Linked DNA regions of Homo sapiens: region 2 is linked to region 1. A link is an interaction called in ENCODE POLR2A ChIA-PET data of the cell type or tissue named here. Cell type or tissue: Caco-2. All regions are shown on one strand. Links, peaks and the distances in the headings refer to the core of each region. The heading gives the core; the rest is flanking DNA.

Region 1 (16,269 bases), core at 3,788-11,787:
TAGGATCTCATCCTCAGAACTCTGCAGCCCTATCTTCCCCATCTTTCTCCTCCCCTGGATCTGAGATCCAGACTTGCTTGAAGATATGCCCTCCAGTCTCAGGCCTCCAGGCCTTTGCACTTGCTCTTTCCTCCACCCGGTGTTTCCTCCCATCCCTTTCCTCTTGATGTTGGATGTTGTCCCCTTCCCTCCCCCTACTCTACTAGGGCTGTAGCCAGATGAAGGCAGTCCCCGAGAGAGGGAAAGCGGAGAGTAAGGAAGAGACAGCAACTCAGAGCTGCAGCTTTCTCAGCTTCAAAACGAAGACAATAAGAAAAGGGGACCCCTCAAGATCAAAGGAGGGGATGGAACAATATGTGAGCACTCAGGAAACTGGAAATGAGCGTTAGCATGGAGTGACTGCTAAAGGGTTACTGGGGGGCCCGCCCAAGTCCCCCAGCTCCTTTCTTCCAAGTCCCCCACCCACCCCCCCGTCAGACCCAGGCCACTGGAGGTGAACACAGGAGAAAAACGAAGTGGAGAGAATGGGAAGGGGGAGGCGATAAACAAAAAAGAAGGAAGTGCAGTCCGAGGGGAGATGAGAGACAGAAAGCATGGGGTTGGAGCCCCGCGCCTCCGAGGAAGGAGGGAGAGGGTGACCTGGGGTGCGCCCCGCCTCCCCTGCTTCCGCATTCCCGGGGGCTGCCCCCCCTTCGGCCGCAGCTCAGGCGGGTGGGGGCGGGGCGGGGCGGCGCCGAGGAGAATGAATAATTGAAGTGGAGGGGAGGAGGAAGAAGAGGAGAAGGAGGAAGAGGAGCCGCCCGCGCAGGGTCCTCCCCACGCCGCACCCCCCTCCGCCGCCCGGAAGTCGCTCCCCGCCTCCCTCTCCGCCAACATGGCCGCGAAGTCGGATGGAGCGGCGGCCTCGGCCAGCCCGGACCCGGAGGGGGCTGCCGGTGGAGCCCGGGGCAGTGCCGGCGGGCGCGGGGAGGCGGCGGCGGCGGCCGGGCCCCCGGGGGTCGTCGGGGCGGGCGGCCCGGGGCCGCGCTACGAGCTGCGGGACTGCTGCTGGGTGCTGTGCGCGCTGCTCGTGTTCTTCTCCGACGGTGCCACGGACCTGTGGCTGGCGGCCTCCTACTACCTGCAGAATCAACACACCTACTTCAGCCTCACCTTGCTGTTCGTGCTCCTGCCCTCGCTGGTCGTGCAGTTACTGAGCTTCCGCTGGTTCGTCTACGACTACTCGGAGCCCGCAGGGTCCCCGGGACCCGCCGTCAGCACCAAGGACAGCGTAGCCGGCGGAGCCGCCATCAGCACCAAGGACAGCGCCGGCGCCTTCCGGACCAAAGAAGGCAGCCCCGAGCCGGGTCCCCAGCCTGCGCCCTCCTCGGCCAGCGCCTACCGCCGCCGCTGCTGCCGCCTCTGCATCTGGCTGCTGCAGACCCTCGTCCACCTCCTGCAGCTCGGCCAGGTCTGGAGGTAGGAGAAGCGCAGGTGGAGGGACCTGAGCCCGAGGAGTGGGGGTGGCGAAGGGCTACCTGACGTCCCAGCCCTGATCTGACCTTTCCGGGCTACCCTCCTGTCCTGACCTCCCCCCCTCCCCACCCCATTGCAGCTCTAATTTCTTCTCAGTCGGCTTCTCCCTGACCTCTGCCCCCAAGCCCTGACCAACCCCAGTGCCATCCGGTCTGACCTGGCCTTCGAGAGGGGAGGGGATGGTTCAAGAAAGGAGAGAAAGAGATCCTCAGGGGTGTGCGTGAGTGGGGAGGACCCGGGGCTCATGAAGATAAATGTGAAGCTTAAAACAGGACCACAGGGCCCTATTCTGCCATAACCCACTCCTCTCTGCCTGAGTGCCAAGCCTGGGCTCAGGAAAGATCTCAGAAGTCCTTTCCTGCTCGCAAAGATCCTCAGTTCAGAATTGCAGCTCATTCACAACCTGCAAGGAGAGTCACAGAATTTGAGACAGCTAAATGAATATCCCGCCTAAACTTCTTGGACTTTTTGGAGAAAGATATGCTGGACCCAACTGGGGAGCCCTCAGGCTCCTTCTACTTCCTATGACCCCCTCTCCCCCAGCTAAGGGTCCTCCCCTTCCAACAGGGCCAAGGGGATTTGGAATCTTGAATCTGAGATTAGATGGCCACTGGCTGCCCTTTAATCCCGAACTGGTAAGGCAAAACTGAGGCTTTGTTCAAGCTGCCCACTTTCAGTCTTCTTCCTCTGCCAGAACTGAGGGTGCCTGCTGCACTGAGTTAAGTGGAGAGAGGAGGAATTCTAAACCTAGGGCTCCTCTTGAATCTGAATTGCTATTTAGTAGCTTAGGCCCTTCTGTGCTCTAACAGAATGAACTTGCTTACTATATGATCTTAGGCAAGCCGCCCTCCTCCTTCCAAGCCTCAGTTTCCTCTTCTGTGAAATGAGGGAGAATCCCTACTCCTCTTATCTCATTGTCTTATCATTGCATTATTCTTACCTGTTGGGATGGTCAGGTGAGAGGTCTGCATGAGGGCCCTGCAGACTGTAACATTTTAAGAGTGTGGGGAAAGCATGGAAAAAGTCACTCTAGAGATATAAAGGGTGATTACTGCTGTTGTTATATTTATTCTGCTACTTGTTAACACATTCTGCCTAACTCAGAAGATTCAGTTTGGGGCTGAGGGTTGAAAACAGGACTCCTAGGGTTTGTCCCAGCTGCTCACTTGCTGTGTCACTCTTGTTGTGTTGTCGAATCTCTCTGCCTTTGTTTCCCTATCTATTCCTGCCAAGATGATGTGTATATTCCACTTAGCTTATCCTGGAGGAAAAGGGGGCGGAGCTCTATCCACACAAGGTGGTGTTATTATTATTAGCGTGACACATAAAAATATTCATGTCTACATCCAGGAACTAATCTGCATTTATCATTCTGTGCCCGAGTGGACAGATGGTGAAAGATATTTTTAGATTCTGAAATGGTAACTTCCTATTCTTGGTAGGAAGCTTCATCCCCCTTTTCCTTCAGCCTAAAGTGGGCCAGATGCCCCTCGACTCACTGGCTATCCCCCCATTCAGAATCCACTTACAAGAAACTAATACTTCTCTTCTTTGTTAAGCATAAACTGAGTTTCCCTCAAATAGGGCAAAAATGGCCATGGGTGTGGGGTCCCAGGGGAGTAGCTAGAATTGCTAAGGATCCCCTCAGCTCTATGGTTTCTTGGATATGGATAAAAGGACTAGCTATTTCTACTATCTCCCATTTGCAAAATGAGGAGGCTGGGATGAGATAAGTTTGTAGGGATAACAATCTAATAGCTCTTAGGTTGAATGTGGCTTGTGGAAGTGTTTTGTGTGGCTTGCATAGTATTTTAAAAACCCAGAGTCGTAGCTTCCCTTTAAAAAAATTGGATCTAGCAGTATCAATCCTGTAACAATTTAGAAAGAGTCTATGTGCTCTAATTTGTCCATCTTTCCCTTTGATCATATCTGTACTATTTCACTTAGACATGAAAGCCCTAATTTACAGTTCTATAACAATTATTTTATTAAACACTGACTTTGTGCCAAGCCTACTGGTTGCCTTTTTACCTGCTTTATTTCCTGTACCCCTTCTAATCATCCTGTCATGTGGTTAGCATTATAATTTCTACTTGACAGATGAGGGAATGGAGGCTCAGAGAGGGGGCATCCTTGTCCAAGGTCACACAGCTAGGAACTTGAAGAGCTGAGACTCCAGGCTCTCTGCCTTTAAAGCCTGAGTTCAATTTATCCACCTTGTAATTCTGCCACTAAAGTGTCCCTCAAGCTTAAAGAAGTATGAATCTGAGATTCCAAGATTCCAGTATGATAGAAAGTCAGGGCTTCTGTTGCACTGAGATAAGAATGTGAAAAGAGGGGCAGGGAGTTGAACTATGTGGGTGAGGACGGGAACAGTGTGTATTGTGGGGAAAAGGCTGGATTCGGGGGTGGTCTGGTCAGGAGGCTGACATCTTTATCCTAGTTTGTAACTATAGTTTGCTGGGTGACCTTGGGCAAGGCTCTTTCCATCTTTGGGTCTCGGTTTCCCTGTGTGTGAAATGAGATTCAATGTGATGACCTTAAGAGTTTCCCATTCCTGAAATTCTGACTCTGGGTCTATTGCCAAAGCAAAAGCCTCTGGGCCCTTGCCCCCAAAATCTTTGGATTCTAAAATGGCTAAGGGCCTGGATAAATGGAGGGAAAACCCAGAGAAGGTATAGAGAAGCTGCAGGGGCTGGCATTCCTAGAAATTAAGCAATGTTGGCCCAGCACATTTGCTTACCACGTGAGATGTTCCCACAGATGTTCTGAGTGGTGGGGCCTGGGGTAATGAAGAGGGAGATGTGTGATTGAGTCCTCCAGAATCACACCTGGGAGGCTAGGCAGTCACTCACCTCCTGATCCCATTTCCTCAATTCTGAATAAAATAATTATAATCATGAAGATATTTTTCAACCTCTTAGACTTGTAAAATCCTGAATTAAAAATTCAAATGCTTTGAGGACCCAGGCAGGTAACAGACCATAAGACCATAAGATACAAGGGGTGTCAGACAAGAGGACATTCAGGGGCAAGTAGTGTCCGAGGAAAAGGGAAGCTCCAGCTGATCATGCCATGAGAAATCGTGGACCCAGTCTTGATTTCTCAAGAGAAATGGGAAATTGGGATTTTTCCGTGAACTCTCCAAAATTTAACTACTAATTAAAATGTTTAAAAATAGTGTCAACCAAAGGAAACATATTTATTAGCCTGTCTTCTTTGTAACCTCTGGTTTAGCTCTTCAAATTGATAAGGTCTTTTCACACAGAAGATTTTATTACTAATTTAAACATAAAATGAAGCTCTGAAGAGAGAGAGGAGGAGAAAGCATACACAGACACTGCACACCTACCGTGTCCCCACAGGCCCTGTGTGAGTGTTTCAGGCATGTGATCTCATGTTACTCTGAAACCCTCCCCCCTGGTGACTATTGATATACCCATTTATCAGATAAGGAACCTTGTCCAAAAGTCACCCACTGAGGAAGTGAGGAAAGGTGATCAGTCCCAAACCTAGCTCTATCTTTTACACCACACACTGGCTACTTTGGGACATGCCAGAACAATATCTTTGTGCACAGAGAGATTGAACTCTGAGGGAACAGCAAACAGATCCTCTGGCGGGGCACGAAGCTGGCTGTGGCCTGGACACCAACCTGCAACTTCATCCCTCCCTTCCCTTTAAACTCTCTGAGCTGTTAAACTGCCCAGGGTTCTTAAGCTAATTAAAGTCCTAACCCTGTCCCCTCTGACCCTGTAGGCAGCAGAGCAGTAAGCCATGAATCCTGCTTTTCCTAATCTTGAGCTCAGTGGGCCCCAGCTTCACCCAGATAAGCATGGTTTGCTAAGCCAATTAGTGGGAGACGATCTGACATGGGATTCCTGCCAGGCTTTCGGGATCTGGGAACCCCAAAATGGGGAGAAAATTAGGCAATTGGGATTTAGGGGCCCTCCCTCTAATGCCCTCTCTATGCATAGGCCCAGACACTGCACTCTATGTCACCTAAGAAGCCCTGCATGACAGAGAAGTTCTGGAATGAGTTAGTGACCTATTGGAAGGAAATGTCAGGCTCTGGATTTCCCCTCTGGGAAACTACATTCTTGGCATAACGGTTGAGAGGGTTGAGAGCACGGACTCTAGATTCAAGTGTCCTCAGTTTAAATCCAGACTTTACTACTTCTTATATGTGACCTTGACAAGGCAAATAATCTCTCATCCGTTGTAAACTAGGGACCAAAATTGTACCCACCCGCCTCTTAGGTTGTTTCAAGGTTTAATGAGATAATGTGTAAGGGTTCAGCAAAGGGCTCATTCCATCGTTAAATGCTCAGAAACTGCTGGCAATGATTAGTGCATTAGCTTGGGCTTTGCTCCCTGTGGAACAAAGCTTTGTTCACGGAGCACATGGCAGGACAGCAAGGGGGTCCTGAAGTCCCTTGAAGCCATAATGACATGGCAGTCATTCATTTAATCTGCAGTCATTCATTCAGCAGACATTTATTAAGCACCTGCTGTATACCAGGCACTGTTCTAAGTGCTGGGAATAGAGTGGTGAACAAGACAAAGTCCTTGCCCTCTTGGAGCTCAATAGCCTAATGAAGGAACCAATAAGAAAATAAACTATGATATATATTATATGGGATATATAATACCTGGGCCAGATCGTGATAAGTGCTATGGGGAAAAAAATGAAACAGGGCAGGGAGCTACTGGAGTGCCAGGGAGAGGTGTGGCTCTTTGAGATAGGGTGGTCAGGGTGGACCTCTCCAAGGAGGTGGCATGTGGGCAAAGGGCTGCACGAGGTGAGGACAAGCTGTGTAGAGGTCTTGGGGAGGGTTTTGCAGGCAAAGGAAAAGGGAAGGGCAAGGAGAAGGCCTGTGTGGCAGAAATAGAGTGAGGGGAGCATGTTTGGAGATGCTGGTGGACAGATTGGCAGGGGCGAGGTCATGCAGGGCCTCAGAGGCCATGGCAAGGACTAGGGCTTTTACTCTTCATGACACGGGGAGCCCAGGATAATTTGGCCAGAGAAGGAACATGATCTTGACTTGTGTTTTGCAATGTCCACTCTGGCTGCTGGGTGGGGAATAGACTGGAGGGGCCGGGCACAGTGGCTCACGCTTGTAATCCCAGCACTTTGGGAGGCCGAGGCAGGCGGATCACGAGGTCAAGAGATCGAGACCATCCTGGCCAACATGGTGAAAGCCGGTCTCTACTAAAAATACAAAAATTAGCTGGGCATGGTGGTGCGCACCTGTAATCCCAGCTACTCGGGAGGCGGAGGCAGGAGAATCGCTTGAACCTGGCAGGTGGAGGTTGCAGTGAGCCGAGAGTGAGCCACTGCACTCCAGCCTGGGTGACAGAGCAAGACTCCATCTCAAGAGAAAAAGCATAAAAAAGAGAGAGAATAGACTGGAGGGAGGCAGAGTAAGCCTGGAGATGCATGAGGAGGCTGCTACAAAGATGCAGGAGAGAGACAATGGAGACTGGATCAAACTGTAGCAACAGGGATGGGGGTCTGCTTCAGGCTGAGCTAATGCGACCTCTTTCCTTCTTTGGTCCTCAGTCTCTCCACTGGGGCCAGAGTTAATGGTTCAGCATCCACTCTCTGGAATCAGCCATATCCTGCACCTGCCACTTTCTGTGATTTGGGGCAAGTGGCATGACTTGTCTGTGCCTTGATTTTCTCATCTGCTAAATGGACACTCTAATAATAGCACCTATCGCATGGTGCTTGAGGTAGTAGAAAATTAAATAATGTTTAGTGTTCAGCACAGTGCCTGGAACATAGGAAGTTCTCAACAATGATAATTAGACATTGTTATTTGTAAAACAGGTCAGGGGTTGGATTCCATCATTTTCAAACTGTGTTTTATAGCCCTGTCTCCATCATTTTAACCCAAGTATCTCTGAATGTCTCTTTTATGACATGTCTAAGATTTTGTTTTGAATAATCTGTCCTACAGCTGACACTTGATTACAGTCCCCTGAACTCAGTGACCATCCATGAGGTTCCTCCCTGCTCTGCCTTTGTAGGGTTGTTCCAGTTTGGGCCTCACCACTCACCTCCTGGGAGACCCCTCTCCAGGAGGCTCTCCACCCCCACCCTGCCTCCTCCCCTTGCCCATCCAGCTGCCATGGACCATTAGAGCTGCTCCTAACAGACACAGCGGCGGCGGTTGGGCCCAGCGTCCCCTGTTTGATCTATAAAGACCACACAGGAGAAGCTCTGGGGAGTGGGAGGGCGGAGGGCTGCCAGGAAATGGCTTTGAACCCAGCATCTGGGGCGCAGGTCCCTGGGGAGAGGAGGGAGGATGGTTGGGATCTTCTCTGGCCTCTCTGTTCACCACCCTGCCTTTGTTAGGGCATCCAAATTCCTCCCCTGGGAAATCCTATCAGCCTCCGGTTATCACCCCCAACCCCCAATCCCGCCTCCACCTGCAGGCAGAGCGATGGCTCCCCTATGTCCCTAGAGCAAGTCCCTGTGCTTTAGCCTGGCTTTGAGGCCCTTTGCCCCCTGATCTTTTGTCTTTCCTCCCTGCTCTACCCACATGACAACCTGCTCCCCACCCCCTTGCTCTCCATTGCCTGCAGTCCTTCCTCCAGCAACACCCAACACCAGTTTCCAGTCTCCTCCCAGTGAAATTCTGCACGTCCTTCCAGGCTGAGCTCAAATGCCACCTCTTCTAAGAAGCTTTCTCTGAACAAATCCCACACATGCTACCCTCTGCCCCCCAGAAACCACCTCCCACTCACTCAACCAGGCAAAAGTCATTGTTCTAAAGTGGAAAATGTTTGGCTGTTTTGTCTGTTGATCAAAAAGCTATACATTCTTGTTGAAACCTCAGGCAATATAGAAAAGGCATAAAGAGATTCCCCTCTGCTCATTATCTCTTGGGGCGGGAGGGGTGGGGTCAGGGGAGATTTCCACTTATTAAGTAGATATTTCTTGCATTGCTTGAAGATTTTGCCTCTGGTTTTCAGTTAGCTAAAAAAATGCATGTATAGATTTGTCTATTTTTTAAAAATCAGTATAAAAATGAAATTTATTATACTTACTGTTTATTAAGACTTAGATTCGATCATTTCTCTTGACAATCCTGCCAGGTAGAGACTGCGAGGATGAAGAAGAGAACTGTAGACCCAAAACCCTGGCTCTGCCACATATGAGCTGTGTGGCTTTGAGCAAGTCACTTAACCTTTCTGGACCTCAGCTTTCTCATCTGTGAAATGGGCATCATAACAATCCCTACCCAGGTCTCCATTGTGAAGGCTGATTCAATTAATATATATGTGCTCTGCACAGTACTCAGCACATAGTGGTGCTCAGTTAGTGTTTGCTAGCATTATTGGCCCCATTTTACAGATGTGGAAATTGAGGCACAGAGAAGAGTGGCCTTCCAATTCATAAGGAGCAAAGCTAGGGTTTGAAGCCATGAGGTCAGGCTCCCAAACCCACATGTGGAACCACCAAACTATACTGTCTTCTGCTAGTTAAGTGTATTCTTACAAACAATCAATCATGTATTGTTTAGAGAAGCAGAAGAAAAAATATCAGAAAAGTATTTTTATTTTTTTTTATTTTTTTTGAGACAGAGTCTCGCTCTGTCTCCCAGGCTGGAGTGCAGTGGCTCGATCTCGGCTCACTGCAACCTCTGCCTCCCCGGTTCAAGCGATTCTCCTGCCTCAGCCTCCCGAGTAGCTGGGATTACATGTGCCCACCCCCACACCCAGCTAATTTTTGTATTTTTAGTAGAAACGGGGTTTCACCATATTGGCCAGACTGGTCTCGAACTTCTGACCTCAGGCGATCCACCTGCCTCGGCCTCCCAAAGTGCTGGGATTACAGGCGTGAGCCACCACACCAGGCCAGAAAAGTATTTTTAAATTTGTATTTTAATGTAAAGTCCCCACTGTTAACATTCTGGGTTCTTCCCCTCAGACTTCCTCCCCAGGCACAATTACTCATTCCTTTTTACCCCACAGCACTGATCACATTTTGTTGTGATCATCTACCCACCTGGCTGGCTTTCCCGCTGGATCACAAACCCCTGGGGAGTTGAGGCTTTGTTGCTTTTTCTTTCTGTCTCCCATGGTGACTAGCACAGATTAGATCCTCTGTTACTGTTGGTGGTCTTGCACCCAGCCAGCTCTAGTGAGGTCTATGGTGGGTTCTTGCAACATGAAGCCAGTTGAAGCTGGCATTTGGCAGGGTGCTGAATGTGCGAGCTTTCTGCAGTTGTGGACACAGCACTGAGGTCTGTTAGGCCTACATCCACAGCCTTTAAAACTGTCCACGGCCTAAGGCTAAGGAAAGAGGAGGTAGTAGGAACAACCCTGGGTTGGGTTCCCAGAATGATACAGTTGTGGCTGACTTAGGAGATGGAGGAAGTCAAGTTCCTTGTATGCAGTAGGTACTCAATAAATGTTGGTGTGAACTGGATTGAACCTTTGAGATCAGAATCTTGGACAAGTCACTTCGCACCTAGGGTTCAGTTACTCCATCTGTAAAGTAACTTCAGAATTCTGGTGAGTTTTCCTAGGACTTGGACAAGAAAGCAGAGTAGCTGAGAGCTTGGGGCACCAGCGCAGATCAAGGAGCCATGACATCCTAGTTGCGTGACCCTGGGGAAGTTGCTCCACCAGCCACAGCTCCTGTCTCATCTGTGAAATGGGGATAGTGATAGTATCCACATCTTAAGGTTTTTATAAGGATGTCTTGAGATAATGTAAATGCACAGGGCTTGTCACATAGTATATGCCCAGAAAACATCTACTACAATGACTATTATTATTGGCCCAAGTCACAGCCCATCCTACTTGCTTAGTAACAAGATGGGGTTAGGACAGGGGCATAAGGGGTCCTAACTCTCACCCACTGACCCCCTATCGAGGAAGGAGAGTTGTTCTATGGCTCCAGAGATACTGTGAGGGCAGATGCGAACTCAAAGTAAAGGGAGGCACAGTCTTTGGAATAGAAGCAAGAACACACTGTCAATCAGGCTGTTCCCGAGGGTGTGAACTCCACATCAGCAGAGGTGTCCAGATGGAAGTGGCTAACTTTGGCAGGGATGCTGTATCAGGGACTCTTGCTTCAGTCTGGAGGATAAACTAGATGATCTCTAAAGCCCCTTAGTTCTGTGTCTGTAGCTCTATCCTTGGGACTTTATGATACTCGCTTCCATGATGTTTAACCACCAGACCACAGGTTGCAAATCAGTGGCCTATGGGCAAATCCAGCCTCAAGAGTGTTGGTTTGGTCCGCAAAGGACTTTTTTCTCCTACTTTTTTTTTTTATTTTTTTTGCTTTTTGAGATGGTCACGCTCTGTTGCCTAGGCTGAAGTGCAGTGGCACGATCTCAGTTCACTCTAGCCTCCGCCTCCCAGACTCAAGCGATCCTCCTGCCTCAGCCTCCTGAGTAGCTAGGACTACAGGTACACACCACCATGCCCAGCTAATTTTAAGACAATTTTTTTGTAGGGGCAGGGTCTCACTATATTGCCCAGGCTGGTCTTGAACTCCTGGGCTCAAGTGTTCCTCCTGCCTTGGCCTCCCAAAGTGCTGGGATTGCAGGCGTGAGCCACTGTGCTGGTTCTTCTCTTACTTTTTATTAAAACCTTTTATTGCAGAAAAATTTAAACACTTGAAAAAGTTGAGGAAATGGGATAATGATCCCCTACCACCTCTCTTCAACAATTATTGATTCCTGGCCAACCTTGTTTTATCTAGGGCAGCACCATCCAGTAGAACTTTCTGCAGTCATGAAAATGTCCTATATCTGCACTATCCAATATAGTAGCCACTATAGAGCACTTGGCATGTGGCCGGTATGACTGAGGAACTAAATTTTAAACTCTTTACTTGTAATTATTTACTTGTAATTAATCAAAATCTAAATAATCATACATGGCAAGCATTGAACATGTAGGTGTTAGAGAGCATAGTTGCAGGCCCCACCCCATTTCCTTCCCTTCCGTGTTATTTTCAAGCAAATTTCAAACATCTCTAAAAAGATAGACTTCAAAAACATCGCTAAGTTGCTGGGCATGGTGGCTCATGCCTGTAATCCCAGCACTTTGGGAGGCCGAGGTGGGAAGATCACTTGAGGTCAGGAGTTCAAGACCAGCCTGGCCAACATGGTGAAACCCTGTCTCTACTAAAAATACAAAAATTAGCTGGGCATGGTGGCACACGCCTGTAGTCCCAGCTACTCAGGAGGCTGAGGCAGGAGAATTGCTTGAACCTGGGAGGCGGAGGTTGCAGTGAGCTGAGATCACACCACTGTACTCCAGCCTGGGCGACAGAGTGAGACTCTGTCTCAAAAAAAAAAAAAAATTGTTAAAATATGTAATACTGCTATCACACCTACAAAATGGAATTATGATTTCTTTTTTTCTTTTCTTTTTCTTTTTTTTTTAAAGAGAAGGTTTCACTCTGCCACCCAGGCAAGAATGCAGTGCCACAGTCATGGCTTACTGAAGCCTGGAACTCTTGGGCTCAAGAGATCCTCCCACCTTGGCCTCCCAAAGTGCTGGGATCACAGGCATAAGCCACTACACCAGCCTAATTTCTTAAAAATTCATATGGTATTTCTTTAATTTATTGTGAACATTTCCAAATTGAGATTTTCCCCTTGTTTTTCTTTTTGCATAAATATCCTAATATCCACCTATTCTTGAAAAATTGAAACTCCAGCCATGTTGGGCTCATATTCTCCCAGGGCATCAGTTGGCTGGAACTGACAGGTGGCTGCCTCTGTAGACAGGCCACATAGTTCCCCAGTCCCTCATAATGATAGCAGCTGAGCCCCTTTAAGCATTGGCATTTGAGACCCTGGCTACCATGTAGAATCTCACACCCAGACTAGGGGCAGATACAAGTGATGTTTTCTCCCTGCCTTGGTCCCGTGATACCTTCAGATGCCATCGGGAGGATGGAATCTAACCCCCTCCCCCACTGGCTTATGACATACCAAATCCACATGAGGATATCAAGCAAAGAGAGAAAGGGGGAACAAAAGGCCTTGGGCTAGAGTATGGGGTCCTGGGTTTTAGTCTCTTCTCTGCACCCATTTCACAGATGGGGAAACTGAGGTCCAGAGAGGAGAGGAGAGCTGGCTGCATTCATACAGTGAGGGATGTGGGAGGCCAGAACCTAGTCCCCAAATGCTTTGCTGAAGAGGGGCTGCCCATTCCTCTGCTGTGCAAAAGAGGGACGCTGGCTGGGAGCTGATGAGGGTGAGTGGGATGGGAGAGGGTCTCAGCTTCTCAGTTAGGGCCTAAAATTAGTGGCTGGGAAATGTTTGGCTTTAGCCCAGAAAAAAAAAAAAAAAAAAAAGAGGTGCTGTGACTCTGTAGGGGGCTGCTAAGGAGGAGGGAGACAGCCCAGCTCCAGCTCCCAGCACCACATGAAATGGGAGCCAAACGTGTAAAATCACATTCTTTACTGACATTTATGACTCATTTGGCTGACAACCCCAGGAAGGTCCTATTTTGTATTCTTGCAGGAGCACTCAACGTTAAGGGGTAGGCAGATGGGGAGGGGGCCTCAGGGCCATCCCCCCAACCCCCCGCAAAAGTTTCTGGGCTTCATTGCAGGTGAGGAGGCTATATAGCTGGGAACCCAATGTTTCCTAGAGAACCCATAGACCAGATTTGGGTTCCCATGCCCCACGGTGAAATGGGGGAGTTGGCCAGCCCTGGTTTGGGATGCAACTCTGATGCTTTCTGGCCATGTGACCTTGGGCAAGTCATTTCTCTAATGGCTCTAGACTCTATTCCCCTGTGTCCGGGCCATCCTTACCTCTCACCTGGCAACTGGTCTCCTGTCTTTCACTCTTGCCCTCCTGCAATCTGTTCCCCACAGCCAGGATGCTTCCTCTGACATGCAGAAGTGGTATCTAATCTTGTCACTTTCCTGTTTAAAACCTTCCTGTGGCTCTCCATCACTCTTAAGATAAAGACCAGGCCGGGCATGATGGTTCACACCTGTAATCCCAGCACTTTGGGAGGCCAAGGCAGGAGAATTGCCTGAGCTCAGGAGTTCGAGACCAGCCTGGGCAACGTAGAGAGACCTTATCTCTACTAAAAATTTAAAAAAATATATCCTGGCATGGTGGTATATGCCTATGTTCCCAGCTACTCAGGGGGCTGAGGTGGGAGGATTGCTTGAGCCCAGGAGGTCGAGGCCGCAATGAGCTGTGCTCTCATCACTGCACTCCAGCCTGGGTAACAGAGTGAGACCCTGTCTCAAAAAAAAAAAAAAAAAATGGCCAGGTGCTGTGGCTCATGCCTGTAATCCTAGCACTTTGGGAGGCACAGGGAGGTGATCACTTGAGGTCAGGAGTTTGAGAATAGCCCCATCAACATGGTGAAACCCTGTCTCTACAAAAAAAAAAAAAATACAAAAATCAGCTGGGTGCAGTTGCCCACGCCTGAAGTCCCAGCTACTTGGGATGCCCCTGAGGCAGAAGAATCACTTGAACCCAGAGGGCAGGGGTTGCGGCGAGCTGAGATGGCGCCACTGCACTCCAGCTTGGGCAACAGAGCAAGACCCTGTCTCAAAAACAACAACAACAATAAAAAAGATAAAGACCAGCCAGTCACAGTGGCTCACGCCTGTAATCCCAGCCCTTTGGGAGGCTGAGATGGGTGGATCACCTGAGGTCAGGATTTTGAGATCAGCCTGGCCAACATGGCAAAACCCCGTCTCTACTAAAAATACAAAAATTAGCCAGGTGTGGTGGCATGTATCTGTAATCCCAGCTACTCGGGAGGCTGAGGCAGGAGAATCGCCTGAACCTGGGAGGTAGAGGTTGCAGTGAGCCGAAATCGTGCCACTGCACTGCAGCCTGGGCAACAGAGTGAGACTCTGTCTAAAAACAAACAAACCAACAAACAAACAAAGAAAAAACAAAAGATAAAGGCCAAATACCATGGTTCACGTCTCCACTTCGTGTCGTGCTTTCTTCCCTTTCTTCTCCCTCCTTCTCTGACGGCAGCCATTCTGACCACTTACTGCTCCCTCCCACTTCAGGACTTTTGCCTATGTTGTTTCCTCAGCCAGAGGCTACCTTCCCTGCCTCCTTTACCTGGTTAACTCCTATGTCTGCTTCAGATCGTGGCTCAGTAGTCACCTCCTCTAGAAAGCCTTCCCTGACTGCCACACCCTTCCCAAGCTGGGCCTGGCTGTCCTCCAATAGCACTGCCATCCACAGTGCTGAAGCAGGGACCTCTGTTTGGAGCATTTCTGGAGCCCATGGAACATGCTTGTTGTTACATGTTTACTTGATGATTTAGTTAATCTTCAGGTCCCCATTAAACTGAGTTCCACCAGTGGGTTGGGTCTGTCTTGCACACCATTGTGTCCACGAGCCATTTTAGCACAGTTTGGGGTACATAGAAGGTACTCAAAAGTGCTTGGTGGACTGGGCATGGTGGCTCATGCATGTAATCCCAGTAGTTTGGGAGGCTGAGGTGGGTGGATCACCTGAGGTCAGGAGTTCGAGACCAGCCTGGCTGACATGGCGAAACCCTGTCTCTACTAAAAATACACAAATCAGCTGGGGTGTGGTGGCGCATGCCTGTAATCCCAGCTACTCGGGAGGCTGAGGCAAGAGAATCACTTGAATCCAGGAGGTGGAGGTTGCAGTGAGCTGAGATCGAGCCACTACACTCCAGCCCAGGCGACAGAGAGACTCTGTCTCAAAAAAAAAAAAAAAAAAGGCTTGGTGAATAAATGTCAAATGAACCTTCCCTTTTCTGACACTAAGTTTCCTCATCTGGAAAATGGAGATTATGTCCATGAACCTCACAGGACCACAGTGAAGATTTTAGCGAAGTACATATAAAAGGTATTTGATGAGTGGTAGTTATTTTCTGGGGGGCAGGCAGAGACCCCAAAGAATACTTGCCCTGTGAACCTGTCCCAAAGGTGCTTTCTGACCCAGTGTCCCTCGGGGACAGGTTCAACGAGCACCAGGGGAAAGCCAGCCTAGAAGTGGGTCTCAGCTGTGCCAGAAACCAAACTTCCTTCTTACTGATGGGGCCTCTGATTCAAAAAGCTCCTTGAAACCTTCCATTGATCAAGTGCCCAACACTGAGCTGGGCGTTTTACACACATTACTACTTTCTGATTTCACAGCCACCCTGTAAATGGGTATTGGGCTGATGGGTCCAGAGACGGGAGGCAACTTGTCTGGGGCTACATAGTCAGTAAGAGATGGAGCTAGGATCTGAGCCCAGGCCTGACTCTTTCACCTGGGTTCTTTCCCTCTGTTCTTGGCCACTTTTACTTAAGAAGTTTACAAAGCAGAGTTTATAAAGTATAATCACTCTCTTCATTCATTCACTCACTCAACAAATGACTGTACATTAACGATGTGCCAGGCACTGGGCATGTAGCAGAGGACACCATAAACATGGTCCCCACTCTCATGGAGCCTGCAGTGCTAGGGGAAAGACAGGCAATAAATATGTAAACAAGTAAATGAGATGGTTTCAGGTTGTGATGTGTGTTACTTAAAAAAACAGGGTAACATGACAGAAAGTGACCAGAGAGGCTGCAGAAGTGCTTTGCGGGGTTACAGGCAGTGGTGAGGGGGATGGCTGGGAAAGCTCTCTGAAGAGGTGACATTGAGCTGAGATGGGAGAATGAGAGTTTGACAGGCGTTAGTGAGGACCTTTCTAGGCAGAGGCCCTGGGGTTGGAGTGAGCTTGGTGTGTTCAGGAAGCAGGAGCTGGAGCATGGGAGAGAGG
Region 2 (16,269 bases), core at 2,864-10,863, 93 kb after region 1:
TGGAGATCTGAGAGGTGCATCCTCATGGCCACCACGTTTAAGAGGTGGTTAGGGGCATGAAGACTAGCTGGGAACAGGCTAGACAGTGATGGGAGTTGGGGGGCAGAGGATCCTGTCTTTGCCAGGGTGATGAGGGAAGGTTGCTCTGAGAAGGTACAATCATTAGAGAGACTGAAGGAAGTGATGGAGCCTTTCTGGGTGAAGAATATTCCAGAAACAGAACATGCAATGCCCCAGAGGTATAAGCACAGTTGGTGAGTTGAAGAAGAGCAAGGAGGGCTCCAGTGGAATGATCAAGGGAGAGTTAGAAGGAGACAGATCTGAGAGGCTGAGGAGGGGATCAGATTGTGGAGGTCTTACCCACCTTGGAGAGGACTTGGGCTTTTACTCCAAGTGAGACGGAAACCCTGGGTGGGGGTTGAGCAGAGAAGGAATGCGATCTGACTTACCTTTTTTTTTTTTTTTTTTTTTGAGACGGACTCTCACTCTGTTGCCCAGGCTGGACTGCAGTGGTGCGACCTCGGCTCCCTGCAACCTCTGACTCTGGGGTTCAAGCGATTCTCCTGCCTCAGCCTCCTAAGTAGCTGGGATTACAGGCATGCGCCACCATGCCCGCCTAATTTTTGTATTTTTAGTAGAGATGGGGTTTCACCATGTTGGTCAGGCTGGTCTCCAACTCCTGACCTCAGGTGATCTGCCCGCTTCAGCCTCCCAAAGTGCTGGGATTACAGGTGTGAGCCACCATGCCCAGGATGACTTACATTTTTAAAGGCTCACTTATTTGTAAGAGGCAGAATGCAGATTCAAACCCAGCTCTATCTGACTTCAAATCTCATGCTCTATTTTCAAACTGCCCTGCCTCCTGCCTGCCTTAGAGATAAAATCATTCCAAGAAGGTTCACAGTTGCTCTGGAATTCTGAAATTGACCAAGTGTCCCAAGAGTAACATTGAACATGCTATGAGTTTTATATGTGGTTGAATAAGTGTTTGGAACACAGGCATCTCAGAGCCAGCCCTATGGCTCAGCCAGGCAAATGATCAAAGCCCTGAGTTCTCCTTTAGTGTGTTGCTCTGTCGCTCGCCATCGTGTGAGCCAGGGCCCACGCAGCCTCTTGGGGTTGTTACTCCACCTGTCCAATGAAGATTTTGATCTCCCAAGTTTCCTCCTGTTTGCAAAATCAAAGTTTTGAGCTCTATGAGAAAGAAGCTGAGGCTCAGTAAAGGGAAGACGTGAGAAGTCAGGAGTGACCCCTAACTGTCTATTAGGGACAGTAGTCACTCGGGGATAAAGACAGTTCATTCAGAAGACAGTCAGGGAACCCGAGGAGAGGGAGCTGCTGGGCTCTGCACCCCCAAGGCACTGCTCAGGGAATTGGCTCCTGTTGAGGAAATACTTTTTCCCCACCCCCATTGCTGAGCTGTTCTGAGAAGGGAAAGTTCCTGTAACTGAACAGCCTTAAGCCCTGGGCCCCCAGCGGTCTGCCTTCTTGAGAGTTCTGTTTGGGTTCCTCATTCTCCCCTTCCCCTTCATCGCCCACAGCCTCTGGGGCTGACCTCAGTGGATGATGACAGGCAGGAGAGCTGAGTGCCAGTTTGACCTACCACTGACTAGCCGGGGGACCCACTCTCCCATGGGCTTCCATTTCCCTATCTGAAAAATAACTTCATAATTCTGGTCTGTTGACTTCAGCCAAGTATGATGAGGTCCATAGAGAGTAGAACATAATATATCCATTACACGAATGTGTATGGGGGGCCTATTAGATACCAGGTGCTTCTTTTTTTGAAACATTCTTGCTCTGTAACCCAGGCTGGAGTGCAGTGGCATGACTACAACTCATTGTAGCCTCAACCTCCCAGGCTCAAGTGATCCTCCCACCTCAGCCTCCCAAGTAGCTGGGAATACAGGCACATGCCGCCATGCCTGGCTAATTTTTTTGGGTAGAGACAGGGTCTCGATATGTTGTCAGGACCAGCCTTGTACTCCTGGGCTCAAAGCAATCCTCCCACCTCAGCCTCCAAAAGTGCTGGGATTACAGGCATGAGCCCCTGCACCCAGTCTCTATAACCAGGTCCTTTTAAGGCATGGCTTCAGTGCCATCAGCTTAATGAGGTCCATATTCCTCCCATCCTCACCTACTCTAATAGGTCTAGTACCATCTTACCTTCTCTTCTACCAAAACCTGGTATCAGGGAGGTCTTTGCCATCAGCCATTTGCACTTGAGTGCAAATCACAATCCCTTATAAGAATTCCCTCTGCACTGGGCAAGACTCTTTGATGTTTAAAGGGAAATAAATCCAACTCAAAACTGGCTCAAGCAGAAGAAGGAGGTTACTGGAAAATCCCTGAGATATCAGCTTCAGGCGAGGCTTAATCCAAGGCTGAGAGTCTGCATTTCTCTATTTCTTGGGTTTGCCTTGCTGCTGCAGGCCTTTTTTTCCAGCTAGAAACCAAGGGCTGGCTCTCGTTGGCCAGAATTGAATCACATGCCCATCTCTACTTCTTTTTTTTTTTTTTTTTTTTTTTTTTTTTGAGATAGAGTCTCTCTCTGTCACCCAGGCTGGAGTGCAATGGCGCAATCTCGGCTCACTGCAACCTCCACCTCCCAGGTTCAAGCAATTCTCCAGCCTCAGCCTCCCAAGTAGCTGGGATTACAGATGCCTGCCACCAAGCCCGGCTAATTTTTTGTATTTTTAATAGAGATGGGGTTTCACCATGTTGGACAAACTCCTGACCTCTGGTGATCCACCTGCCTCTGCCTCCCAAAGTGCTGGGATTACAGGCATGAGCCACCGCGCCCATCCACCCATCTCTGCTTCTATTACTGCAACTCTCATTGGCTTGATTTGGTCACAGATCCACCTCTACAGCCAGGGGTTGGAGTCAACTCTATCCCAATCCATAAACTGAGACTAGGGGCGGAGTAATTCCCAAAGGAAAATTGGAGAACTGTTGTTAGAAGAAGGGGGGAATGGATTCTATGCAGGAAAGAGCTGCAGCTTCTTCTTTCAGAGAACTTCTAATCCAACATCTCATTTCACATTTGGAGAAACTGAGGCTCAGAGACAAGTTGAGACTTGCCTAACATCACACAATGAGCTTATAGCAGAGATGGGACCACAATCCAGGGCTTCACACCCTCAGCCCTTGCAGGTTTCTGCTTAAGCATAGAAGCTCCCAGAAAACCATCTCCAGCCCACTGGATGGATGCTCAGGCAGGCCCCGGCCTCTCCCCCTTGAGCTTGACTCTGAGAGCACAGGCCGAGTCTCTGAGTTTTCCACAGCCAGCATGGTAACCCTGGGAAGCAGCCAGGCACAAGCAAGCTGACCTCTCTCATTTCACTCAGCAGAGGCTGAGGCGGTGAGGAGCAGGTTTCAGGTTCCCAGGGACGGCAGTGGCCCGAGGAAGTATCTTTACCAGGGATCAGCAGTTTTGAGTGGGTGTGCAACCAGGCAGACTGCTTCTGCTCTCAGAGCGTGCTTTTGAAGCACATTAGATGAGAAATGCGTATGCAGAAGTTTTATACAGTCCTTCACATCCCTAGTCACATAGGACCTCAGGCCAAGCCTGAGAAGCAAGGCCTCCTATTTAGCAGGAAAGAAAAATAAGGCTCAGAGAGGGCAAATGACTTGCTCAAGGTCACATACCCAGTCAGTGGCAGAACTGCTATCCAAACTCAAGTATTCTGACTCCCAAGTTCAGCCTTCATTCTGCTACATTGGTGGATCTCAAATTTTAGTGTATATACTAATTTCCTGTAGAATTGTTAGAACTACAGATTCCAGGACCTCACTCCCAGATACTGGTTCATTCAATCCAGAGTGTGACCCAAGAATATGCAAGAATCAGTGGAGACTTTTTGAGTTCAAATGGCAGAAACCCAACTCAAATTGGCTTAAGCAAAATTGATAATTTATTTGCTCGTGGACTGGAAAAATCCTGAGGTGTATAGGCCTCAGGCATAGCTGGATCCAGGTGCTCAATTTATCTTCAGGAATTACTTTATCTCCATACCTCAGCTCTGTTGTCCTCTCTGGTGGCTTCACTCTAAAGCAGCTTTTACCTTGATGATGTTGAGGTGGCCTCCAAGAACTCCAGGTTCCTACATCTCAACAATCCTTATAGAAAGAGGGTGCTTTTTCCCTAATTTTTGCAGCAAAATCCCAGGGCAGACTGCCTCAGTGAGGAGGACGTATATGCCTACAACTGAACCAATCTCTGTAGCCAGGGGGCCAGAGGATATGGGATTCTCTGATTGGCCAGGCCTGTGTCAAGTTGCCAATTCCTGAAGGCAAGGGTGGGATCGGCCCCACCAAACTTCATGCACTAAGTGGGAGAAAGCTGGTTCTCCAAAGGAAAATCCAGGTACTGTTATCTGAAGAGGGACAGATGCTGAGGAGGCAGGAGCAAAAGAGGTTCTCTAGCCTTCTTGGCTAGAATGTTCACATGAATCGCCTGGGAACCTTGTTAAAATGCACATTCTGATTTGGGAAGTGGGGACTGAGATTCTGCATTTCTTACAGCTCCCCTGTGAGGTTGAGGCTGCTGGTTCTCACGCTAGCCACACTCTGAGCACCATATTGCATTTCTAAACTCACTCAAACCACTTTGTCACAAGGCACTCTGCAGAGAGGCCCTGGGCTACATAAACCTCTTTCTTCCACCATTCTCTCCCCACCTTCACCCCATCCCCTGTTCCCAAACTCACCCGAATAATATCAGCACCATCTGTTTGGGAACCACTCACCAACATACTATAGATTCTGCTGACAAATCACAGTTGAAGAAATTGTCCATTGTGCCCTCCAGTGACTTTTTTTTTTTTTTTTTTTTTTTTTTTTGACAGAGTCTTGCTCTGTTTCCCAGGCTGGAGTGCAGTGGCACGATCTTGGCTCACTGCAACCTCTGCTTCCCGGGTTCAAGCGATTCTCCTACCTCAGCCTCCCAAGTAGCTGGGATTACAGGTGTGCGCCGCCACACCTGGCTAATTTTTTCTGTTTTCGGTAGAGTCAGGGTTTCATCATATTGGCCAGGCTTGTCTCGAACTCCTGACCTCAAGTGATCCACCCACATCAGCCTCCTAAAGTGCTAGGATTACAGGCATGAGCCACTGCACCCAGCCCCAGTGACCTTTTTATGAGGAGCCACAGAACAAATTCTCTTTTGAATTTATACTCAAAAAATATTTGTTTCTGTCAACAGACAATTTGTTGTGCTTCCTGGGATCTTATGGTGATGTTGTACAAGTTTCCATTTTTATCTTGGCTACTAGGAAGCTCAGAGATAAATCTAGTACTCAATGGTAGTAGCAGTCCCACCCTGGGCTTCTGGTTCAATAATCTTTCCCTTCTATATGGTGTAGAGTAACCCTTTTTGAGTCTTGCAGTGCTCTGTGTATGGTTTAATATTATAAGCTCCTTCAAATCCTTTTTGGAAGTCGGTTCTTCTTTGGAGTATTCTTGACTTTCCCCCAATCTTTATCTATTCAGATCCTCCCTGTTCTTCAAAACCCAACTCATTATCTTGCTGCTCAATTATTATTGTAAACAGGTTGCTTTTTATACGAACTTACTAACATACACGTAGGCACATAAATTCATTTTAGAAGAGTGGTTTGATGTACATGTTTGCAGTTTGCATTTTTCACCCAATAAGTATTTTAGCAATCTTTGCATGGCCCCTCCTATGTTTACCACTCCCTAGTAGCTTATTTTTCTTTCATTCTTAAAACTGTGGTAAAATATGCATAACAAATTTTCCATCCTAATCATTTGCAAGTGTACACTTCAGTGGTATTCAATCCATTCAGCATGTTGTGCAACCCTCACCACCATCCATCTCCATAACTCATTTCATCTGAAACTCTACACCCATTGAACACCACTAACTCCTCACTTCCCCTTCCCCCAGCCCCTGGCAACCACCATTCTACTTTTTGTATCTCCTAATAGCTTCTTAGTATGTGGCTTCGGAATGTAATTGTGTGTCCAGTCTCCCCTTCTCAACTCGGTCATAGAGCAGGAATGTCCTGATGCTTTTACTTTTTTTTTTTTTTTTTTTTTGCCCCGTCTTATGGTGCTCAGACACTTTTACTTCCTACTACATAAAGTATGGCACGCCAGGCATGCAGCCATTCACTCACTGTGCATGACACTCCTACTGTGTGCCAGGAGACACTGGGCTAAGCACTGAGGAACGCAGGTGTGAGCACCAGCCTTTCCTGTGCTGCAGTGATGGGAGCATTCTGTCTCTGCATGTTTGCATATGGTGGCTCTGAGCCACAGACGGCTGTTGAGCACAGATGGAGTCATAGCTGAGATGTGCTCTAACAGTAAAATCCACACTGAGATGTGAAGGCTTAGTACAAAAAAAAATGTAAAGTATCTCATTCATAATTTTTATATTTATTATATGTTAATAATTTTGATATATTGGGTAAAATAAATACATCTTAAAATTAATTCACTTGTTTCTTTTTACTTTAAGAAACCTGGATGTAAAAATTTTTTTAAAAATGAAAAATAGGCCAGGCGCAGTGGCTCACACCTGAAATCCCAGTACTTTGGGAGGCCAAGGAGGACGGATCACCTGAGGTTGGGAGTTCAAGACCAGCCTGACCAACGTGGTGAAACCCTGTCTCTACTAAAAAATACAAAAATTAGCCAGGCGTAGTGGCACATGCCTGTAATCCCAGCTACTCAGGAGGCTGAGACAGGAGAATCACTTGAACCCTGGAGGCAGAGGTTGCGGTGAGTGGAGATGGCACCACCGTACTCCAGCCTGGGCAACAAGAGCAAAACTCCATCTCAAAAAAATAAATAAGTAAATGAAAATTAAAAAAAAATAAAAACTAAAAATAAATTTAAAAGGAAAATAAAAATAAAGTAAAATGAAAATAATTTTTTTTTAAAAAAGGAAAAAATAAAATAAAATAAAATTTCAATTTTAATTTTTAAAAACCTGGCTGTAGAAAACTTTAACTTATATTTGTGGCTCACATGACATTTCTGGGCCTAGTGACCATGAACATGGACATTTCTGATGCCCAGTCCACACCAGGCAGCAGACATGGTTCTCTCATTTAGGGAGACAATCACATTTTACACAAATTTGACTCCTGCCAGTGTATCACTTTCAGAAAAATCACACTTTCAGCTGGGCATGGTGGCTCATATCCCAGCACTTTGGGAGGCCAAGGTAGCAGGATCACTTGAGGTCAGGAGTTCAAGACCAGCCTGAGCAACATTGTGAGACCTGCCCCCCCTCTCTGCCCCCTGTCTCTACAGAATATAAATTTTAAAAGATTAGCCAGGCATGGTAGTTTGTAACTGTAGTCCCAGCTACTAAGGAGGCTGAGGTGGGAGGATCACTTGATCCTGGGAGGTCGAGGTTGCAGTAAGCTATGATTACACCACTGCACTCCAGCCTGGGTGACAGAGCGAGACTGTCTCTGAGAAAACAAATCACACTTTATTGTGCAAAAATGGAACTCATGGGAATTCCCTATTTTAAAAAAAGCGAACTTCTCCAGTGTTGCAGTATCTCTAGGCTTGTGGGCCAGAGGAATTGCAAACTGTGCTTGCTTCATGATCCGGGGCAGTGTCACGTCTGCCAGTAAACAGAAATAGTTGTGGTTAATGTTTCTGCAGCGCTTACTGCATGCTGGGCACTTTTACACTCATCAACTTGCTCAGTGCTCACCACCACCCTATGAGGTAGAACCCTTGCCACCCTTTCTCAGAGATGGCCTTGGATTGTGAATGAACACAGGTCTTCTGAGACCCCTCCCTCGGGACCCTGTGGCCATCTTGAATATGTACATTGATCACGTAAGTGAAGCATACAAGGTGCTCAACGCGCATGGATTGGAAATCACAAGACTCACAGCTGCAGATCAGTGGGTGCCCAGAGAGGTAGAGTGAGCTGCCCTACCTCACACAGTGCTGCTCTTCCCAGAACATCTTTATGCTGACCAAAACACACGAAATGTGATATAATTTTATGTCATATATGTCACACAAGATGCCCGTTTAATTTCCCAGAACTGTAATACACATTTATCTCAAAGAGAGATGCTGGTTTCAGTTTTAAATGCATGCAAGTACATTATAAATCTGTGCTTAATTATGATAATTTTTCAAATTAATGATCCAGCACTCCAAGAGTCTGAATGTGTTCCTTATTTTATTTCCAAAAGACAAACAAAGCAAAACCGCTCAAGTCTTGAGGTGGCAAATCTTTCCCAGTTCCCACCAGAAGAGGTAAATCCTTGTAAATAAAAGGAATCTTTTTTCATTTTTAAAAGTAACTCATCTAAGCCTAGGAGTTTGGGGTTTTTTTCCTTAAACCACAAATACATGTTTATTTTAACAAGATAAGTATAACTGAGTTCTAACTGCTTTAGAAGAAAATGGCAATTGTGCAGAGATGAGAAAAGCAAGCACTTCCTTATGTGGTTGTCACAGCCTGCCTTCTCAGCAAATGTGTGTGCACATTTTGAGAAAAGAAATGAAACATTTCTTCCACTTTTACAATTATGTTTTGACTCTACTTGGAGTAAATGTGTTTTGTTTAAGCATCCTTAAATTAATTCAATACAGCAGCAAAGTCTGCAAGCTCTACCTCCAAAATGTCCCCCAAACCTGTCCAATGCTTACCTCCTCTCTGCCCCCACACTACCCTGGGCCACCATCATCTCATACCTGAACAATTTTGGCAGATTTCTCACAGGGTTCCCTCCCCTGCTCCCCACTGTCCACGCCTCACTCAGCCACCGGTGGGATTATTTAAAGTGCAAATTGAATCCCATCATTCTCCTGCCAGAAACTTTCCATCATCCTTAGAATAAAATCCAAAGTCCTTACTGGCCCTACAGGATATGGTGGCCTTGTCACAACCACCCTCTTCCCTGCCCATGAGCTTCAGCTACACTCTCCTGCTTTCAGTGCCTCCAACTTCTCTCTAAGCACATGCCAGCCTCAGGGCCTTTGCATTTGCTGTTCCCTCTGCCTGGAACACTCTTCCCTCAGAGTGTCCCCTCACTGGCTCCTTTGTGTCATTTAGACCGCAGGTTCTGTATCCCTTTCTCTGACAGGCCTTCCCCAAATGCCCTGCCTAAAAGAGCCAGACCTGTTGTTCCCCACAGCATCCTCTCTTATTGTCCTCACACTTTTCATTAACTCAATTTGCCCTGTTATTTATTTGTTGGCCTGTTTATTGTCTCTGTCTCCCATTCGGCTGCAGTTGAGGTCCTGAGGGCGTGAACTTGCTTCTCTTCTTCACAGTTTAGAAAAGTGCCCAGTAAATCTTGGCTGTGTAAATGGATGAATGAATTACCAAACAACTCAGAGAGAGACAGAGAGAAAGAGAGGAGGAAGAGGAAGAGGAAGAAGACGAAGAAAGAGGAGGAGGAGGGAGGACAGAGGAGGGGGAAGGAGGAGGAGGGGAAGGAGGAGGAGGGGGAAGGAAGAGGAGGGGGAGCAGGAAGGAAGGGAGGGAGGGAGGGAGGGAAGGAGTTATAAGCAATTTATAAATTGATACCAGTAATACGGTGCCTTGACAAACTAGATTGTTTGAGCCATGTTATGTGACCTCATCTTGTTATTTAATATAAAAATGGCAATTTATCATCTGATAATACTGCAGTTTTTCTGTAGTGTTTGCTCTGAGCCTGACACTGCACTGAGTATTTCCCCACTGTAGGTCATATTATTGTCCCCATTTTGCCGATGAAGACCTGAGAGGTGGGTAGGGGCAGGAAAGTGGTCAGTGAGGTGCTGGTGGGGTGGAGGGGCCAAGGATCAGCTGAGGCTTTCTGACCTGAGAGCTGGCAGTGCCCACCCAACAGCTCTACCTGTTACATTTCTGTTATCCTCATGCCATCCTCTGAATAAACATCCATCACGCTGGTCCTTGGTACCCACGACAATGACAGCTTGTCAGCCCTGGGCCAGTGCTGTGGCACGTGGACATGGGGAAGCCCAGAGGTGGCAAGGATGGAGTGGGTTCCATGTGGGGAGGATAAGGGTGCATGGAGCTGGCAGGGGAGTTAAGACCGGGAAGGCCAGTGGGAGCCAGCCCGGGGGCAGGGGACCTGGAATGCCAGCATCAGAAGACTTCCCCGCATGAGGCTCTTGGTAACTGGGGCTCACCTCCCTTCTGTCTGCTGCAGGATGGGGTGCATGAAGTCCAAGTTCCTCCAGGTCGGAGGCAATACATTCTCAAAAACTGAAACCAGCGCCAGCCCACACTGTCCTGTGTACGTGCCGGATCCCACATCCACCATCAAGCCGGTGAGTAGGGGAGGTCCCAGTTTCCCTGGGGGCTGACGGATGCTGCCCCAACATTGCCCTAACAGCCTCCTGTCTTCCCAAGGTTGGGCAGGGTGAGCTTGGGGTGAAAGGGAGCTGACTGGCCACCAACAGTGTCCTGACTCGACTCTCCGGGACGCAGCGCCAGCCAGCATGCATAGGGGCAAAGAAGTCATCTCTCTTTCCTGCAGCCCAGGCTTGGCCCCTCAGCCTGAGCTCCACCAAACAGGTGTGAGTGAGCATCTCAGGCCTCCGGCCTGGGCAGAAGCAAAAGCAGTGCTGAGAAACGAGTGAACAGTAATGATAGCAGCTGAAGTGACAATGTAATGGTAGTATCAGCAGCATTGCAAAAATACAGTAACAATTGTCATACTAATAGTACCAACCATAATTGCGTGAGTATAAGACCAAGAGTAGCAGCAGGAACAACAGCAAGAGTTGTAAAAAGAGAAGCAGTCATGCTAGGAGAGGTATTTACCAACTTCTTTTATGTTTATACAAAGCTGACTATGAACCCAGCACTGTTGTAAGCCTTTACGGTTATTAACACCCTAATCCTCACAATAATCCTATTGTGTGACACACAAATACATTCTTCTTGAAAATAAAAACACAGGCCAGGTGCAGTGGCTCACACTTGTACTCCCAGCATTTTGGGAGGCTGAGGCAGGAGGATTACTTGAGCCCAGGAGTTCGAACTGCATGAGCTATGATCACGCCACTGCACTCCAGCCTGGGCAATACAGGGAGACCCTGTCTCTTTAAAAAAAAAAAAAAAAAAAAAAAAAAAGAGCTGCTTAGAATGCCATAGTTTAGGTGTCACTTCCCCCTTGCATGGACACTTAGATTGTTTCACATACATAACAGAGCCTTTATTTATGGAATATAAATCACTGGTGGGCCTGTGATTTCTCCAAACTTAGTCGGAAAACACTGATCTGGACCGACCCCTTCACTGTGTGTTGAGGGGAGGGGTCAAGCAGCATCCCCCGGTACATCCAAGACCGAAGGCCGAGGTCACAGCTCAAGAAACCTGGATCCTGGCTGGGCACAGTGGCTCACTCCTGTAATCCCAGCACTTTGGGAGGTCAGGAGTTCTAGACCAGCCGGGCCAACATGGTGAAACCCCATCTCTACTAAAAATACAAAATTAGCCAGGCATGGTGGCATGCGCCTGTAATCCCAGCTACTTGGGAGGCTGAGGCAGGAGAATCACTTGAACCCGAGAGGTGGAGGTTTCGGTGAGCTGAGATCACGCCACTGCACTCCAGCCTGGGTGACAGAGTGAGATTCCATCTCAAACAACAGCAACAACAAAAAATCTGGACCATTTTGTTTGCTGGCTCTGCCCCTAATGTGCCGTGTGGTGCCAGGCATGTCCCCTGCCGTATGTGGGCCTCCTCCCACGACATGCAGGGCTAGGGTAAGATGCTCTTGGGTGTCCTTCTCAACACAGACCTTCCACGGGTCCCCACACATTGGTCAGATTCATTCTCTTCTCTCATTTCTTCCCCACAGGGGCCTAATAGCCACAACAGCAACACACCAGGAATCAGGGAGGGTAAGTATCTACGAGCAGATGCAGTGGAGTCATGTGTCCTGCAGAGGACTCCGCTAGGTTCTCCCTTAGCTTGAGGCATAAATCCCAAACAGTCAAACCCCTGTCGAGAATCCCCAAAATTTCCTCTGAAGTGCTTTGCGCAGGCTATTGTGTTTCTAGAACGCTGTTTAGTAACATGAACAAAACATATTTAGCTTTAAACTTGAGAATCACACCCAGCATGGTGAGACGCCTACTTATACTTGGAACCACATATCGATGGGTGCGGAGCTGTTCCAGGTGCCGGGTGAGGGTCACCAAGGGCTGTGGATGCACTTAGACGAAACCTCACCCTCTGTGTGTCTCCCTTCCCAGCAGGCTCTGAGGACATCATCGTGGTTGCCCTGTATGATTACGAGGCCATTCACCACGAAGACCTCAGCTTCCAGAAGGGGGACCAGATGGTGGTCCTAGAGGAGTGAGTCCCCATCCCACTCCCCCTAAGACAGACCTGCCTCCTCTACTCAACTATGTGCTCTTTTGTGCTTCCATAAAGAACCTGATAGATGGGCTATCTTATCCTGGGTATAAATGTCTAATGAGAAGCTAATCACAATAGTGGAGGAAGGGTTTGCTGTCAACCTGGATGAAGGGGATTGTGCACTTACTGAGAGTGCACGTCCAGCCTGAGATGAACAGGTGACGCTTTCTCAGGGAAGCCTTTCTAGGGCTCCTGCGATTAAGCCACCGGCTTTACCTGTGGACCAGGCCCCATCGAGTCGACCTTGCATTTGGAAATCCTTGGATCTCTGAGTTTGCCACCTCGGATCTCCTACAGCCTTCACCATCATGGGTATAGTGTCCAGGATGTGCTGAAGCCCGAGAACGGGAGTGGTCATGCCTGGTCGGACTCCCAAGCCCACTCTCCCCTATTCTCAGCCCCAGCTGAACCATTCTGAGTCTCTATAGGCACAGGACCCTGCCATGGGTATAGCTAATAAGACCAAAGCTGCAAGTCCAGGGAAAAGGAGTGGAGCCAGAGACCCAGGGCTCTGGGCTGTGGACAGGGAGATTCCAGACCCTCAGATGCACAGCAGGAACTGTTGTAAGGATCCCTACCCTAATCATGGCCACATGCTGGGGCTGACATAGTCACAGCCCTGTCCTTCACCCTACTGGCTTTCTGGAGGCAGGGAGTTTTCTAGGTCAAGGCTGGGGAGCTTGAGGAGACTGGAGAATGATCCTTCTGTCCCTAACACCTTTACTCCCTCATGTCCCTCAGATCCGGGGAGTGGTGGAAGGCTCGATCCCTGGCCACCCGGAAGGAGGGCTACATCCCAAGCAACTATGTCGCCCGCGTTGACTCTCTGGAGACAGAGGAGTAAGTATCCTATTTCCTACCTTCCAGAAAGAGGCATGAGCAAAGCCAGCCTTGTTTGCAACTCAGGACGTCTGCACACACTGTACCACTGCCTGGCACATACTCTTCCCAGGGCTCTGGGCTTGGCTGGCTCCTTCTCTTCCTTCAGGTTTCATCCTTCCAGTCAGGGAAGAGAGGCTAAAGTGGGTCCCAGCTGTGACTCTGTCTTGTGGAAACCTGTTTTAATCCCTTCTGAACATGTTTTACTAGCAAAACGACCTGGTTTCTTTGGTTGGTTACACGTGCATTCTCTGCCTGCCCTGCAAGGAAGAGAGCTGGTGAGAGCGGGGACTTTGTCTGCTTCTGCATCCTCGGCACAGGCTGGCATGCAGTCAGTGCTCAATAAATATTGTTGAATGAAGCACACGGTCTTGCCAAGGAGGGTTTCTGGAGAGGTGAGACAGCTCACACCTGGCCAGTCGTCCCTCATTTGTTGTTTTGTTTTGTTTTGAGACAGGGTCTCACTCTGTTGCCCAGGCTGGAATGCAGTAGCACCATCACAGCTCACTTCAGCCTCAGCCTCCCTGGGCTCAGTTGATCCTCCCACCTCAGCCTCCCAAGTAGCTGGGACTACAAGTGCGCATCACCATGCCCAGCTAATTTTTTTCTTTTTTGTATTTTTGGTAGAGAGGGGGTCTCTCTGTGTTGCCCAGGCTGGTCTCAAACTCCTGGGCTCAAGTGATCTTCTCGCCTCAGCCTCCCAAAATGCTGGGATTATAGGCCTGAACCACTGCACCTGGCCCATCCCTCATTTGATTCATTCGACAAGCACATGCTCATGACTCTTCAAGCCCTGTGCCAGCCTAAGGGGCTGTGGAAACAAATAAGATATATCCCTACCCTCAAGGAGCTCTCCATAACCCATCGTTCTTGGCTGTGGGTTCTTCTTGTGTCTAGCTTGACTCTAAAAATATACTTCAGTCATCCATCCATCCATCCATCCATTCATCCATCCATCCATCCATCCATCCATCCATCCATCATCCAACAGATACCTGTTGATTCCCTATTCCAGGGTTAGAAGATGACTTAGATGGGGCTCCCTGCTGGAGATGTTCTCTGTATGGTGGATGAGGTTGATGAGTAAAAAGATGACTACATTGTGGGGTGGCAATACATCCCATTAAAAACCAGCCAATCAAAAGTTGACAAATGACAGTCCCCATTGTTTTGTCTCTTCTGCCTCCTCTTTCTAGCTAGATGGTATTATGGGTTTGGGATGCTTGCCTGTTAAAAATGAAAACGCTTAGGCTTTTCCCATTATAAAGCCACCTCCTTCTGGCTGGGCATGGTGGCTCACACCTGTAATCCCAGCACTTCGGGAGGCCAAGGCACGCAGATCACCTGAGGTCAGGAGTTCGAGACCAGCCTGACCAACAAGGTGTAACCCCATCTCTACTAAAAATACAAAAAAAATTAGCTGGGTGTGGTGGTGCGTGCCTGTAGTCCCAGCTACTCGGGAGGCTGAGGCAGGAGAATCACTTGACTCCAGGGGGCAGAGGTTGCAGTGAGCTGAAATATCATGCCACTGCACTCCAGCCTGGGGGACAAGAGCGATACTCTGTCAAAAAAAAACAATTATGTCACCCCTTCTTAGTGATCATGGAACTGGGGGCTCTTAGCTGTTTCTCTCTCCTTCTTCCAGGCTTTGCCCTGGGTCATCCCATGCTCTGTTTCTCCACTCCAGGGTCTGAACACTTACAGAATCCCTGGGTCACCTCATGTAGTCCTTGCAGCAACCATGGAGGAGGCGTGGCTGGCATTATTTCTCAAAGGCAACATAATTGCTAAGTGGAAAACGCAGGGTGTAGACAACATGAATGGGGGGTTATCATTTGCAGACAAAGGCAAAATAACCTAGATGGGGGGTTCTCAGACATGAGCAGCAACAGCATCACCTGGATTGCCGGCTAACAAGTGCTTTCTGGGCTCCACTGTCAGATTCCGAATGTGCATTTCTAACAGGTTCTTGGGTGAGGCAGCTGCTGCTGCTGCTGCTCCAGGGACCCAGCTTGGGAACCACTGATCTAAATACGCATATCTGGCCAGGTGTGGTGGCTCACACCTGTAATCCCAGCACTTTGGGAAGCCGAGGGAGGTGGAACACTTGAGGTCAGGAGTTCAAGACCAGCCTGGCCTACATGGTGATACCCTGCCTCTACTAAAAATACAAAAATTAGCCAGGTGTGATGGCGGGCTCCTGTAATCCCAGCTACTCAGAGGCTGAGGCACGAGATTTGCTTGATCTGGGAGGCAGAGGTTGCAGTGAGCCGAGATCACGCCACTGCACTCCAGCCTGGACAACAGAGCGAGACTCTATCTCAAAAAATAATAATAAAAATAACAAATGAATACACATATGTGTCCTTTCAGGGCACTCAGGGGTCCTTGTGTCTGAATCAAGAAACTGCTAACAGAGGTTGCCTCTGGGGAGCACAACTGGGACCTTGGGAATCAGGGCGGGATGGAATCTTGGTTTCTCTCATTCTCCCTTGAAATAGGCAATACTTTCAAATGTTTCAAAATGCAAATGTGGGGAAGCATGCAGAAGAGTGAAAAGTCTTCTTCCCACCCTGTCCCCAACCAGCCACTTCCCCTCCCCAGAAGCAACCAGTTTCTCGTGAGTCCTCCCAGATGCTTCCTCCTTATATAAGAAAAGACATCTCTTCCCGCTTATCTCACACAAGTGGTAGATACCACACACACTGTTCCATGCCTCTCGTTCAGACCTTCCATGCAGCACCTTGTTCCTGTTTTGTTTTGTTTTGTTTTGTTTTGTTTTTTAGGTGGAGTTTCTCTCTTGTTGCCCAGGCTGGAGTGCAATGGTGTGATCTCGGCTCACTGCAACCTCCGCCTCCCGGGTTCAAGCGATTCTCCTGCCTCAGCCTCCCAAGTAGCTGGGATTACAGGCATGCGCCACCATACCTAGCTAATTTTGTATTTTTAATAGAGACAGGGTTTCTCCATGTTGGTCAGGCTGGTCTCGAACTCCTGA

Evidence for each region. Peaks named below come from ENCODE experiments on the same cell type or tissue, not always from the same donor. Only the 100,000 strongest peaks of a DNase experiment are listed, where the experiment ranks them.
Region 2: POLR2A ChIA-PET joins it to region 1 with 20 read pairs; 2 of 35 experiments call an interaction of 5 or more read pairs at or near these places.

What each region holds. Positions count from the first base shown.
Region 1 is chr20:31,967,302-31,983,570 of GRCh38, forward strand. XKR7 (XK related 7) reads left to right here and starts at 850. Exons shown (of 3, transcript NM_001011718.2): 1 at 850-1,458. The coding sequence starts at 875. RefSeq lists silencers at 1,123-1,300, 4,865-5,159 and enhancers at 4,775-5,276, 5,277-5,776, 8,939-9,440. In Caco-2, for the core only: no CTCF peak of the experiment used is centred there; a DNase peak (open chromatin) is centred at 8,044.
Region 2 is chr20:32,061,487-32,077,755 of GRCh38, forward strand. It overlaps HCK (HCK proto-oncogene, Src family tyrosine kinase), which reads left to right. Exons shown (of 13, transcript NM_002110.5): 2 at 10,176-10,296; 3 at 11,833-11,875; 4 at 12,230-12,332; 5 at 13,137-13,235. Among named protein-coding and RNA genes, the nearest start is that of HCK, 17 kb to the left of the region's middle. RefSeq lists enhancers at 1,083-1,152, 3,082-3,161, 10,186-10,686 and silencers at 3,422-3,471, 6,180-6,229, 15,816-16,016. In Caco-2, for the core only: no CTCF peak of the experiment used is centred there; no DNase peak of the experiment used is centred there; H3K27me3 peaks cover 131 bases.